Linked DNA regions of Homo sapiens: region 2 is linked to region 1. Evidence: chromatin contacts called from ENCODE Hi-C or POLR2A ChIA-PET data. All regions are on one chromosome and are shown on one strand. The core of a region is the stretch at or near the end of the contact, and the rest is flanking DNA. Distances in the headings are between cores, read along the strand shown. Region 1 holds the start of KIAA1671-AS1 (KIAA1671 antisense RNA 1). Region 2 holds the start of GRK3 (G protein-coupled receptor kinase 3).

Region 1 (7,266 bases), core at 1,903-4,402:
GACTGTGCCACTGCACTCCAGCCTGGGTGACAAAGTGAGGCTCTGTCTCTAAATAAATAAATAAAAATAAATACTGGTTGAATGAAAATATGAGTGAATTAATGAAGACATGCAAGTTATATGCACCTGATGCTTAGCATGGAGCCCTGCACACAGTAAATACAAACACAGGTTGATCAGGCTCTTACTCTGCTTCCCTGAGGCACCAGTCTAGCCTTCTAGGAAGGTAGGACTCACATTACAGTCTGAGCCCCCCAAAAAGCAACGTGGAACGAACATTTATTCAGCACCTCCTGCATGCCAGGGCTATGCTTGCTCTTAGTCCACTCTGTCCCATTGAACCACCCACCAGACAAGTCCCAGCTGAATCTCCATGTTTCAGATGAGGGCACTGAGGCTGCAAGAGGTGATTTAAGCTGCCCAAGGTCACTCAGTTTGCACGTGGTGAGTTGAGACTCAGGCCTAAGTCTGTCTGACTCCAAAGCCCTCCTTGGTGCGGCACCCCATGGCCTCAGAGACCCCCCACTTCCCGCTTTTATTCCAGTCTTGGCCCCTGTGCCACTGCCATTGTTCCTGGGTTCTGGAATTTTCTGTCTGGCCTCTAACTGGAGTCCACCTTGTCTCCTCGGCTAAACCTGGAGTACCAGGCGTGTTTCTCAGGCTCACATGGGAGTGCAGCATAAACGTGCCTCTTCCTGCCTTTGTGGCTCAGAGACAAAGCATTTGTTTTCCCTCTTTCCCCCTTTTATCCCTTGGACACAGAAGCAGGCAGGCCATTAGCAAATTACTTCAAGGCTGGCTTTAGAAAACATTTCAGGGCACGCCTTTGAGGGTTATTTTGTGCCCGCAATAGATTCTTCTACACTGCTCTGAGTAAATACAAGCCGGAGGCAGGAACCAGGATGAAATGAATGGATTATTTAGATAAATCATGTACAAGGTCAGAAAGACTAAAATCCTGCCCCCTCCCAGCCCCAGCCACGGATACTGCTGTTGTCCCAAACTCTTAAGTAATTGTCTGTGGCTTTAAAAAGTTTCTTCCCATAAAACGAATATTTAAGTGAAGTCCCTGAGTAAAAAGGGCGTGTGTGGGTTTTCCAGCTCATTGAAAATCTTTGAAGTGATGGTTTGAGAGGAAAGGTTTGGTTGCCACAAGAACTAATTTTTAAGCACCACAAGCTAAGAACGGCCACGCTCACCACACATTTACCAGCACATCAATGCACGATCATCCCCATTTCACAGAGGAGGAAATCAAGGCACAGAGAGGGAAGGAGTCTGTCCAAGATCACACAGCTGGGAAGCGGCAGAGCCAGGACTCAACCCCTAGGCAGGGGGTCCCTGGCCTTGCGTTTCGTTGACTTATCTGCAACACTGCACATGTTCCTATCCTAACTCTGCCTTTATCCTGCTCAGGCAGAGTATCTAGGCAAGCAACAGAGAGAGAGCATTCACAAGTGTGCAGATTCTGTGTGCCTGGCACTGTGCTGGGGGCTTGCTTCAATCTCATACCAAGGCCTTGGTTCTCCTCATTGGACACAGGAAGAAACTGAGGCTTAAGAATGGGTCAGGGCTCCTCAGCCAGGAGTCTGATTCAAGCTGTCAAGGCCAAGGCCAGCTGGTGCCTACCACCCAGTAGGGTGGCTACATGGGAAGGAGCCTGAAGCTTGAATGTATTTAGCATGTATTTACACTCTTGGTGGCATCTCGACGCAACACGGAATGGTTCTCTGCACCACCCAACTTCATTTATTCAACCAGCTGGAGAGGCCACTCCTGCCAGTGGCACCAACCTGTAACACAGGGTAAGACGCCTAGGGGATTCATGCCAATGCCCATGGTCACACCACTCCCCAGGGTGGGGAAAGAGGGATGCCAACAGAGCCTGCCTGTCACCAACCCCATACCCTGAGAGAGAACAGGAGTGACAGAGAAACAAACAGAGACAGAGCAAGGCAGAAAGACACATCACAGAGACAGAGATACACACAGAGGGAGACAGAATGAATGAGGGGCCTTCTTTCCCTGTGGCAAGTCACACCTTCCAGAGGTTGGGGAATCTGTCTCATAAATCCAAGCCCCACTAATTTGTTCTGGGCCACAAAGAAGCACAGACCCACTGTGAAGGAGACGTCCTGTGAACGAGACACGTGTCATGCCCAAGTGCTCGGCTCCTGCCTTGCATTTGCAACTGCCTGCTCTGGCTGCTGCGTGACCTGGGGTGAGTCACACCTCTGGGTCAGCAGAGGGGATACTGAGCCCCTGCACCTGGCAGGGCAGCTGTGAGCCCTGCCACCTCGAGTGTAGGGAGGGCCAGCTCAGGGCTCCTCCCTAAATGCTGGGTCCCTTAATGACTATAGCACTCCTGGCTAGGAGGAACCCAGAAAAAGGGGCTGGCTTAGCCCTTCGCCTGTCCTCAAGTGCTCCCATAAACTGGGCCAACACAGTCAGGTGGCAGAAGTCTCCTATGTGAAAATGGCAGGCCCTCTCTTTAGGCTCAGGTCTGGTCAGTGACCTGGGCAGCCCTGAATTAATTGGGAGGGTCTGGGGAGAACATCTGCTGGGAGCTGGACTGCAAAGAGCCGTGAATGGGGAGGTCAGAGCCTGGGGTTCGGGACCTGGCTCTGCCACTCACTCACTGTGCTTCCCCCACAGTAGGCACTTTCGCTTTCTGGGCCCAGTCCCACCTCTCCAAATCATCAGAAGGACCTTACGATTGTTTCTGCACTGTCGCCTAGCAGGACACAGGCCAAGGTTTTAATCATTAGCTGTCATTCCACCCTGCTGTCCCAATCCAAGCCCTCCCGAGCCTGCCTGAGTAAGAAATCAAGGCCTCCCTCCCTGGCCCACTCACACCAAACCCAAGGTTCACGGCCAGCGGGCAAACTCGCCCACCACACCTCGGTCTCCTAAGACCCTTTCCTTGGCAATCCAATGAAAGCTCGGTGGAACGACAAAAGCTACAACTCAGCGTGCACATGACACCGCCACTTGTGCTTCCTAGGAGGGTGAGAGGAGATGAGGCAGGTGCCACTAATCCACCCTAAAAATAGGGAGAAGGATGAGCTTTCGTGTCGGGGGTTGGGGTGTTCACACTTAAACATAAATCAACTGGCAAATTCAGCCCAACTCACGTGCTGGCCCTGTCCACACAGACGTCGACTCCAGCAAAAATGTCCTGACTGACTTCAGGAGAGAGGAATTATTGCTACGTGCCTCTTTCCCAGGTACAGGGGACAGGAAGTGCCTGGGCTTTGACTGACAACTATTCTGGAAGAAGTAACTTCCCCGGTTTGATGTCTGGGACCCCCTCCCTGGGAGGACTGGAGGGGAGGAGCTTTCAGTGTTGTTTTAATATTTTTTAAAACATAATAAGCTTACAATATCTGGCGGTTCCGAATCTGTATGCCTTTTCCTCAGTGAAGAAAATCTCTGTTGGCTGCGAGCAGAGAAGCGGCGGAAGGATTCCCGACTCCGGGAAGCCAGGTGTCGGAAGGAGGAAGTACGCTTGAAGGGGGTCCGGCTGGCCGACTCTGCACTCGTCCGTTCGTGGCCCACCGTGGTGGTCACCAAATTGAGGGCTTCCTGGAAGGACCTCCTCACGGTGCCCATCCACTGGGTCATGTGGGTCTGGGCCACTGTGAGTTTATCTCCCAGGTAATCCATGGGGCCAGCCAGGAGGAGAGGGAAGAAGGAAGTTAGGGAGGGAGAGAGCAATTAAAACGCCAGTGTCCTCTTGCCTCTTTGGACTCTTTTGCTCATGGAAGTTTTGGGCTTGCTTGGAGGAAAAAAAATTAAAAACAGCAGCTTTCTTCAGGCAAACCAAGGGTAAGTAAACATCCCTGAGCCAGGAGCCGGCTGCATCCACGGGTGCCGCTCAGAATTAAGAGGCAGCTAAGTGCCAGGCTGGGAGTCCACCCCAGCGGAGTTATAAAGTCAACACACTGGGCAGTCCAGGTTCCAGTTCCAGGGCTCACCCAGCTGATCGGCCGAGACAAGGAGCTTTGAGGAACAAGCCGGCTGCACTCACTCCAGGGCGTGACGGTCCCGAAAGGCGGGGGATGGGGATGGGGGTGGGGGTGGAGGGGGCGGCCTTTGGGCACCCTCGTCCTCACTTCCCTTCAGGTAGGCAGCCCCCCTGAGGTGCACCCTGGGAGGTTCCGGTGGGCAAGCTGCCGCACCCTGCTGCCCCCTGCCCGGCTGCCCTCGGCCAGACCCCGCTCACCTGACCCATGCAGGTTTTCTGTCCTCTGGCTGGAGATTCCAAACCTGTCGGCCGGCAGGCGGCTAGCTCACTTCCGGAGGCAGCCACCAGGGCCCCCGGGTCCCCTGGCTGAGCAGCCCGGGATGACATCAGCCCCCGTCTTAGCGAGGGGCTTCGCTGCCCAGGAATGCAGGAGGGGCCTCGGGGAGGCGGAGGCGGTGGCGGCGGCCGCCCAGGGAGCTGACGTCCGCCCCCATTTTTTTCTCCCCCAAGTCCCAACTCGCTCACGGTCCCTCGGGGCTGATGGCAACTTCACGTGCCTGCCAGCCTACCCACCCCTGTGCCCTCACAGCAAGCGCACCAGGAAATGCGGCTGCACGTGTGTGCATGTGTGTGCACTCTGTGTGTGTGTGCGTGTATGTCGGCGATCTGGCAGCCCCGGGAAGGTTAGCACTGCTGGGAAACGGCTTCTGCCTCTAAGGTTACAGGCAGCGTCTTGGGACCTCTGGTCGGCTGTCAGTCTGTCTCCCTCTCGTGGTCTGTTTCTCTGTTGATTTCTCAGCCTCGCTCTCCTCCCTCTCCCTGTGTCTCAACTTCCACTTGCTTGTCTCTAAGCGTCTCTCCTCTCTCTCTCCTTTTCAGCTGTCTCTCCCTCCCTCTCTGGAAGGCAACACTGATCCAGGTGAGACAGCCTCTGAGGTCCCCCAGGAAGGACTGGGGAGGGCTGTATTTCAGTACAGGCGGAGTTGCCATGGCAACCCGGGGCACAGCATCTGCCCTGTCCTGGGCAGCAGGCTCAGCACTGGGAGCAATGGGAATGATTCATGGTTTACACTAGGTCACGTGAGCTCCCTGGGTTTTAACCCTTACAGGGCTGGAGTACTAGGGGTTGGGGGTACGACTAGACCCTAACACCCACTGTCCTCGGCCAGGCCCCGCTCATCTGACCCATGCAGGTTTTCTGTCCTCTGCCTGGAGATCCCAAACATGTCAGGGGTTGTTAGAAGGGGGTGGGCAGCAGCTGGATCCTGGAGGTCAGGCACACCTGTTAAAGGAGGTTTCTCCTTCTAGCAGGGATCCATGTCCCCCCAACCCCACTACTTTTACAGACAAGGAAATGCAGATTCAGAGACATAGATTCACTTGCCCAAGGTCACACAGCAAGGATGTCACCAGGCATGCACCAGAGCTGCTCCCACCCCAGGTTTTCCCAGGTCTGACATGGTACCTGGCCCAGAGTCAGGGCTCTGTAAATATTTATTGTTCGGACACCAAGTACACAATTGAAACCCAGGTCGCTCAGAATGCATCCTATGTCCTTTCCACCACCACCTCACTTCAGTTTTGAACAAATATTTGTTTTCTAGACACTGGTCAAAGGGCCTCACTTGAGAAAGTTTATCACAAAGGACTCTCTGGCAATATGGCCAACAGATCTCTTTCTTTTCTATGTATTCCCAGTCCTTACAGCTATTCATTCTCTTTCTCTCCCTGTCTCTCTTCTTCTTTTTTTGGATACAGGATCTCACTCTGTTGCCCAGGCTGGACTGCAGTGGCATGATCACAGCTCACTGCAGCCTTGGCCTCCCAGGCTCAAGCGATCCTCCCACCTCAGCCTCCTCGGTAGCTAGGACTACAGGTATGTGCCACCATGCCCAGCTAATTTTTTTTTGTGTGTAATTTTTGTAGAGACAGGGTTTCACCATGTTGTCTAGGCTGGTCTCGAACTCCTAGACTCAAGCGATCCACCTGCCTCAGCCTCCCAAAGTACTGGGATTACAAGCATGAGCCACCACATCCAGCCTCATTCATTCTTTCATTCATTCATTTAATAAAGATTCAGAGGGTGCCTACTCTGAGCCAGGCACTGCATAGAGATTAAGAGCAGAGGGCTCACAGCCCAGCAGGGGATGACAGTGGTGGCTAATATTTATCAAGAGGTAACTAAATGTCCAACACCATTTCTAAGCATTCACAGGAATCAACTAATGAATTTTTTTGCATGAACCCATTTGACAGAGGAGACTGAGATCCACAGAGGTGAAATCATGTACCAAGGTTATGGCTGATAGATGTCCTCCAAGATGACCATCAGTAATCCTTGCCCCCTTTTATTCATAACCTGGTGTGGTCCCCTCCCACAACGAATCAAGGTTGGTCCGTGTGGTTAGCAGAATAAAGAAGTGATGGGCCGGGCGCGGTGGCTCACGTCTGAGTAAAGAAGAAGTGATGGGCCAGGTGCGGCGGCTCATGTCTGTAATCCCAGCACTTTGGGAGGCCGAGGCGGGTGGATCACAAGGTCAAGAGTTCAAGACCAGCCTGGCCAACATGGTGAAACCCCGTCTCTACTAAAACTACAAAAATTAGCCGGGCACAGTGGCAGGCACCTGTAATACCAGCTACTTGGGAGGCTGAGGCAGGAGAATCGCTTGAACCCGAGAGGCAGAGGTTGCAGTGAGCTGAGATCACACCACTGCGCTCCAGCCTGGGTGACAGAGTGAGACTCCGTCTAAAAAAAAAAAAAAGAAGTGATAGTGTAGGACTTCTAAAGCTTGGTCATAAAAGGCATCATGGTTTCTACCTTCTTCTCTGAGGTCATACTGGGGAAAGCCAGCCGCCATGTTGTGAGGATGCTCAAGCAGTCACACACAGAAACCCACATGGAGAGAATCTGAGGCCCCCAGCAAACAGCTAGCACCAGTTGCTGGCCATGTGAGTGAGCCACTATGGAAGCAGATGCTCCATCTCTAGTCAAACCCTTAGCTGACCGTAGACCTGGCCAGTATCTTGAGTACAACGTCATAAGAAATTCCAAGTCACAGTCACTCAGCCACACTGCTCCCAAATTCCTGGCCCATAGACATCACAGAGATACAAGTGCCCAGAGGCAAGTAGGTAACTGGTCCATGAGAAAACTGAAGATTGAAGGCAAAGATGGGGTGGGGGGCTCTTGCAGCAGCCTATATACCTTACATTGATATATCCAGAAGTATTACTCCACCATGCAGGTGAGGAAACATACACAGGAAACATACACAGGGCTAGGTCGCACTTCCATGAGT
Region 2 (7,018 bases), core at 1,926-4,425, 450 kb before region 1:
ATTTAAATTAGCTAGATATTTCGTTCTGATGCTCTTCTGTTTAAAACTGTGGGAAAGGCAAAGTAACTAAAATAAGGAAGCACAAAGAATAGTGACTGCAAATAATTTGCTGGAAATAAAAAAATCACTAGTGATAGACCAAAGGCAAATTAAAATGTATGCTTCTCATTCAGATACCAAAAATACAAATCTGAACATCTCTTTCAAGAATACCAAAAACTGGTGATCACATGGCTTCCTCTATAATGAAGCTGAAATAGAAACTTATCAGAAAACATTTGACCCGTATCCCTTTTACCAATAGTGTGAAGTCATACCAGCTATTTAAGTCATTAGGCTGGGGCATTTTAACATGCAATTAACTTTTTTACAGGATCTAGAAATTCCCCAACCCCCAACCTCCAAATCAAATAGGTAGGCCACTAACTGCCATCCAGTGGTAGAGAGAATTTTGCAAGATGTTATACCTGATAATCTCAATGTAACAGAATCCTAACACAGCACAAGGAGTGACTGTTACTATGTAAATAGCTACATTACAAAACTAAAGCCAAAGCCACTAAGATAAGTAGAAAACAAATTAGAATCTCAGGAGGAGGTTCCAATGGCCCAATTCGAGAGTCTATTTTAAAAAGAGCAACAGAGTAACAATTACTGAAGGGCTGTTTCCTAAAATTACTCTCTGGTTGGTATTTCTCAATTTTCAAATGTCATGAGAAATAATGCTGGCTGTCACTTACTCTGCCTTAAAAGAAAGCATTACCAAAGAATACCACTGAAAAACAAAGGCATTCATACAAGGAAGTGAACACCCTAAGTGCATAAGTACGTTCTTAAGAGGGACACTAAAAAAGCAGAAGTCACATTAAGTTCCAAACACCAAGAAAAAAAAAACTGAACAGAAGTTCCTAACTTTATTAATATTATATACTAGCCCCCCCCAAAAAAAAAACTGCCCATGAGTTGAGATTTATCAATTTTGTATATAGAAATACTACATATTTAGGACTCCCTGCCTTTGGGTGGTGGAGGGACACTAGGAAAGGCAAGACAAAAGAGGAATTAAGCCTTTTTCTACCACATTAGAAATGTACAGTTTTTTTGGTGAAATTTAGGTTTGATGTAGGCGTTCTTGTTCTCTAAGTAAGTTTCCCATTTGCCGGAAATTTTAAGCAGCATTGATTTTTTTCAATTAGCTTCAGATATGCTACACTCTGGAATAGGGGTGTTAAACTCACGACATTGCAGAAAGGTTTGCACTTTTCCCTCATTTTCACTACTTGGCATTGTCTATCAAAGAGTAGCACATCCTGCAAAACCAACAAGAGGCATGGGCTAAGGAGGAAAAGCAAGCTCAAAATACCTAGCAAGCATGTCTTCATTTGCACAATTTAGCTTTTCACAACAAATAACAAGGGGACTGGTATTTTCTGTATCATAGGGCTCATGGATGACTTGTAAAAAAAATCAGATGATGATCACTTAGCATTAGGTAACATTTAAGCAATCTTGGGCGCCTAACGCTTGAAGGACTGATGATTTCAAATGGACAATAACTTTGGTTTAGATTCCAATATTTTACAGAATTGCATGGTTTCAAATTCACCATAAACAAGATGCCTCTTTTGAGCATCAATTCCAAGAGCTATTTAGCATCAAGGAATCACATTAGCTGTACAACTCATGATGGTGTTAATTAGGAAAGGAGCTAGAGAAAAAAAAATCCATCACTGAAGCCTTGATACGTTATTTAAAACTCACTATTAACCAGACAAACTATTTTTTCTGGGGAAGTGCTAATGATATGAACTAGAAAAAATTTTACTAGTACCTTAATAATAAATCATTTGAGAGAAAATTGCAACTTGGTATGCACCTCACCGAGCCCCTCGCCAATTCAATCGGGCCCTCCTTTGATAATTTAACAACAAATTCCTGTCTGGAATCACCCATTCAAGTGTCTTTTTAAGTGACTCCTGTTTCAATTTTTTAATAAAGTGCCACCAGTAGATCTACAAGTTGAGGAAAGCAGCTCAGGTGACACACTTGGCACCAAAAAGAATACTGAGTGGGTCAAAATCCTGCCCGGGGACAAAATAGAAGAGAAGCCGAAGAAGGTGACTAGACTTAATAGACTTCAAGAAGAGCAAGTACTGAAAACAGCAGTTTAACTACCTCGGACAATAAGCAACAAGCCTGCAGTCCCCAGGTAAGCGGCCCAGAGGGAGGTGAGAGGATGGAGTTGGAAAGGGGGACCAATGAGCCCGGGAAGAAGGAGCGACCAGGATGGAGCGCAAAGCAGTGACAGGCAAGGAGCCAACGGGGACTACACCAATGCAACAGGAAGAACCACGGGGATGGGACAGGGCAGGACAGGACAGGGCTGGGGGGAGGGGGCGACAGGGATGGAGCTGGTCCAGCCAAGTCATAACCAGACCCTGGCTGGGGCGCTCGCTGCGCGCAGGGCGCCGCGCCGGGCACTTTGGAGCGCTCTCTCCCGGGGTGCCCCCCACCGGCCCTCCGATGCCCCATTTCAGAGACTGGAACGACGAGGCCGGCCCCGCATCGCCCGCTCCGCTGTGTCACCCGCCCCGGGGCAGCGGAGGCTCAGCGCCCGACCCTCCAGGAAGCAGGGGGTAGCTGGCGGCCGCAGGGGGCGGCGGCTTGGGGCCGGCGCCGGCCGGGGCAGCTGGTACCTGGGCTCCGGCAGGACGATCCTCTTGCTGGCGCGGGCGGCCGGGGTCGCCTTGCTCTTCTCCATGGCCATCAGGTAACTGACATCGGCCAGCACAGCCTCCAGGTCCGCCATGTTGGCGAGCTTTGGCGGCGGCGGCGGCGGTTACTCCGGACCTGGACGGGACGCGCGCCCGCCGCCGCCGCCCGCCGCGCCCCGACCTGGGGGGGCCGCCCCGGGGCAGCCCCCCCCTCCGCGCGCCCCCGCCCCGCGCGCGCGCCGCGCGCCCCACTAGCGCTCTGCGCGCGCCGCAGGCTGTAGCCGGCCGGGGTCGCAGCACGCCTCCCCGCTCCGCCCCCTCGCGCGCCGCCCGGCGCCCCGCGCACGCGCGCCGCCCCCTGCTCCTTCAGCGAGGGTCTGCGGGGAGCGCGCGTCCAACGGTCAGCGCCCCTCAGTGCACAGTCCCAGCGGCCTCGCTGGGCCGGCGCCTCCCGACCAAGTCTCTACGGTCGCCCTCCCCTCGGGGTGGCCACGAGGGACTCCTCCTCCTCTTCCTCCTCCCCTCCCTCCCCCTCGGTCTCCGCCTCCTCCTTCTCCTCCTCCTTCACTGCCCCGACCTCCCGCCCCAGGTTCCACGCGCTCTGATGCCCGCCCCGCTCACCCAGAGAAGCCCTGGGCCAGACGTCCACAACCCAAGGGGTTATGGGGAGGCCTCTGCTCCCTGGACACAGTAGTTCTCAAACTGGACAGTGTCAATCAGCATCCTCCGGGAGGTCTGGGGTGGCCCCGGAAATACATGTGTCCCACCTATCCCAGCAGGTAATGATGAAACTCCTGCTCTGGTCCGGGCTACCGGTGAACAGCGCCCAGCGGGCCGGGCCCCCAACCTCGCTCCTGAGCCTGAACATCCCCCCAACCCCACCGTGAGAATTCAGCGAAGAGTAAAAGCTGGAAAAAGTTGCGTGTCTTAGGCTAAGCAGAACAAAGTGGGGTGACGGCTCCCCGGCTAGGAACAGAGATGCCCTTAGGGAGCCCTCTGATGGAAGAGCTCTCCGCTTAAGAAGGTCACCACTCCCTTACACTCAGGTGAGAGGTTTTAGTTTGGGTGTTGAAATGGTGTTGAGAAATAGAAGGAGAGAGAGTATTCCTGTCGTTAGGGTTTTACGGTCAATACAAGAGACAATTAGGGAGCATCTGCTGCGAGCACACTCGCACCACGAGGGTGATTTAGGGAAGTGGAAAAGCGAGATACAGCCCAAACACCGAAGCTGGGGGGAATTTCCAGCTTCCTGATCTTCGGTCTCGGTGTCTTTCATCATCACTCCACCCCGATGCCTGGGGTTTTCAGTTGCTTATTTTTCTACAGTGTGCACACAAGTCCGCATTCAGGATCCATGTGACACTCAGGCTGGAGTGGTGGTAAGGGACACGCAGGCAGTCTTAGGAAGACCTAAGCTGGAAATTAATGTTTTAAAATCCCTTTCATTCACCTGAATTGGTCACGTATTTCCATGAGCCTAGACGTTGCTAGAATTTGAGTGAACGTTCTGTCCATAACTTACAGGGTTAACGGGACCCACCAGATACAGTTAAGGTCAAATTTCAGATATTTCATGTAATGTCATTGCAGAAGCAGCCTGATTCTGTCATCAAATAGCCTGTTTCCCTCTTTTGTTTTCTCTCCCACGCCACAGCCCCCCTCAATCTGATTCCCTGCTATGCCTGCCATCACCACTGGCCAGTTTTACCACATGCTTCTCAAGACCCAAGGCACAATAGGCATAAAGTTGTCCTGAAAAGGACAAGAGGAGTGTCAGAAGTAGGAATGGCAGTTGAAGGAGCTTCGTCTGCCAGCAGAAAGCTGAAATGACAGGCAAGCACAAAATATATTAAGGAGACAAAGCTATGCATGAGCGAAATATCAAACTTTCATCTTCTACCCACTTTTTTTTTTTTTTTTTGCTTAAAAACAGGAAGACAGAATGTCTTGTCAAGGGTCACCCCAGGAGGAGGAGTAAATTCCCCAAAAAGCGGAACATATTTTTATGATTTAATTAATACAATTTCTCTCAATGTGTCTGTTTATCATTTGAGCATCCACATGATCAGACCTGACATCTGCCTACATTTTCTTGGTCGTCTTTGACTTCAGTTAAGAACCTTTTGCTCTTTGTTTTCCCCCAGCAGCACAGTATATTAAGTTTGGAACAAGACACACCTGAAATCAAATCCCTGCTCTGTGCTGGGTGATCTTAGAGGCAGTCTTTTACCTCTTTCTACTTTATTGTTCTCATAGGAAAAGTGGAAATGAGGCCTTTTACCCCAGGGTTGTTGAGAAGACAGAGGAGAAAAAGCACATAAAAATGCACCTTGTCGGGCGTGGGGCTCACACCTGTAATCCCAGCACTTTGGGAGGCTGAGGCAGGTGTATCGCTTGAGGCCAGGAGTTCAAGACCAGCCTGGCCAACAGGAAAAATACATTAAAAATAATGTCTCTATTAAAAATACAAAAATTAGCCAGGTATGGTGGTGCACGCCTGTAATCCCAGCTACTCAGGAGGCTGAGGCAGAAGAATCGCTTGAACCCAGGAAGCGAAAGCTGCAGTGAGTCGAGATCGCAGCACTGGGCAGGCACAGTGGCTCACACCTGTAATCCCAGTACTTTGGGAGGCTGAGGTGGGTGGATCACAAGGTCAGGAGATGGAGACCATCCTGGCTAACACGATGAAACTGTATCTCTACTAAAAATACAAAAACAAAATAAGCTGGGCGTGGTGGCGGGCGCCTGTAGTCCCAGCTACCTGGGAGGCTGAGGCAGGAGAATGGCAGGAACCCGGGAGGCAGAGCTTGCCGTCAGCCAAGATTGCACTGCTGCACTCCAGCCTGGGCAAGAGAGCAAGACCCTGTCTCAAAAAAAAAAAAAAAAAAAAAAAAAGCATTTTGCCTGGCACCCAGTAGATCCTCAATAAAGGTCATGGCACTTCCTCTATTTATTTTGCTTCATTTTACCCTGGCATGCTAGAGAAGATACTGAAACTAGTTGTTCACAGTCATTACACTTGAAGCAGGAAGACCCCTTACCAAAAATAACATCTCCCTAGGGCATTTCTAGGAACCAAAATGGCAAAAACATTTGCATCTATAAACATGAGCAATTACTCTTTTGGCAGAAAGACCAAGGAGTCCAAAATTTGGTCCTCTAACTGAGGCCCCTACACCATTTGAGTCAGCTGACTCAATTACCCAGGGGTATTTTTTTCTGGTGTTCATAGTGTATGAATTTCTGTTCCCTGGCTGTCTCTTTGGTTGTCTCACTTTCTCCACCCCCTCTTCTTTCCCTTTTTCTTGACTCTCTTGATACTGAACAGCTTTTTGTGTTCACTGCAAACAAAAGGGGTTAATGACAGTGATGATGAAGTTGTCATAACTGACCTGCTGGATCCTGTTACTAAACACCATCCCCAGCCTGTAATCATCACAAAGAACAGAAAAAACAAATAGCAACCCATTTGTACTTAGCTAATAATGCTCCCTTGCAAATAATTATGTCTCCCACCCCCAGAGGATTTAAATGACTTGGGGCTCACGCTGCTTGTGATAATAGACAAAACTCCAGCGTTCCCACAAGATTAATAATGTTCCCTTTTCTTCTTTTCTATGCCTTTCCATCGTTACAGGAGATGTTGCTGAGATGGGTGCATTAAAGTTTAGGCTTTCCAGAGTTTATATTGCTAACAACTTGAAAGGAAAAAAGCTAACTAGAGAACTGACTGGTCTTATTTGTTTTAGATTCTGGGCTTTACTAAGACTTCCTACTCTCAGAATCTCTGGACTATAAACGCTGGGTGGGGTGGGAGCTGGGAATGTTATTCTGGAAAATTAATCACAAATGAAAAGAAAATCAACTCTAAGACTCCAGTTAGAAGATTTTTGAAAATGGCAGAACATGACTGGCCTTCATTCAAGTCAGAATATTTAAAGCAATCCTTGCTAAGAAGAACTTGATTTTGTATAAGCAGTCCCTTAAATACAGTTGCTTCTCAAGAAAACCACACACAATTGATGTTTGAATGGCTTTATTTACAAACATCTCACTCCGTAAGCCTCTGCAGGTATTTCTAGCCTCCCAGGGGCCACTGTCCCGTTTCACCTGTAATTTGGATCACAATTCTGTTTGTTGTCACACACATCATATGAACTGCTTTTCATGCTGCTTTTATCCACAAAGCTTTACAAGCTTTAATGGCAGCTCTATGTATGACAACTTTATAAAGATCTGCCAAAAGGTATGATGCCAAGCTTTGCTTTTATTAAACTATTAGCTATTAGCACTGAAACGATGTT

The links. Hi-C counts contacts between places; a loop is a spot of excess contacts on that map. ChIA-PET counts read pairs that join two places held with the same protein, here RNA polymerase II (POLR2A).
Region 2: a map of chondrocyte shows a loop between it and region 1 (6-fold over the local background). The contact joins the promoter of GRK3 here to the promoter of KIAA1671-AS1 in region 1. A Hi-C loop is called at or near these places in 1 of 168 maps with a recorded cell type or tissue (chondrocyte). POLR2A ChIA-PET finds 5 or more read pairs at or near these places in 3 of 52 experiments (CD4-positive, alpha-beta T cell, Caco-2 and activated T-cell).

What each region holds. Positions count from the first base shown.
Region 1 is chr22:25,108,578-25,115,843 of GRCh38, reverse strand. It overlaps KIAA1671-AS1 (KIAA1671 antisense RNA 1), which reads left to right and starts at 3,152. Exons shown (of 5, transcript NR_038941.1): 1 at 3,152-3,227; 2 at 3,421-3,657; 3 at 4,847-4,886; 4 at 5,726-5,843. The region is part of intron 6 of KIAA1671; the gene reads right to left. RefSeq lists enhancers at 3,473-4,334, 4,335-5,197.
Region 2 is chr22:25,560,832-25,567,849 of GRCh38, reverse strand. GRK3 (G protein-coupled receptor kinase 3) reads right to left here and starts at 3,175. Exons shown (of 21, transcript NM_005160.4): 1 at 2,697-3,175. The coding sequence starts at 2,809. It overlaps GRK3-AS1 (GRK3 antisense RNA 1), which reads left to right and starts at 2,434. Exons shown (of 4, transcript NR_183564.1): 1 at 2,434-2,770; 2 at 3,491-3,760; 3 at 4,369-4,547; 4 at 6,352-6,962. RefSeq lists enhancers at 501-680, 1,963-2,478 and silencers at 2,590-2,839, 3,150-3,249.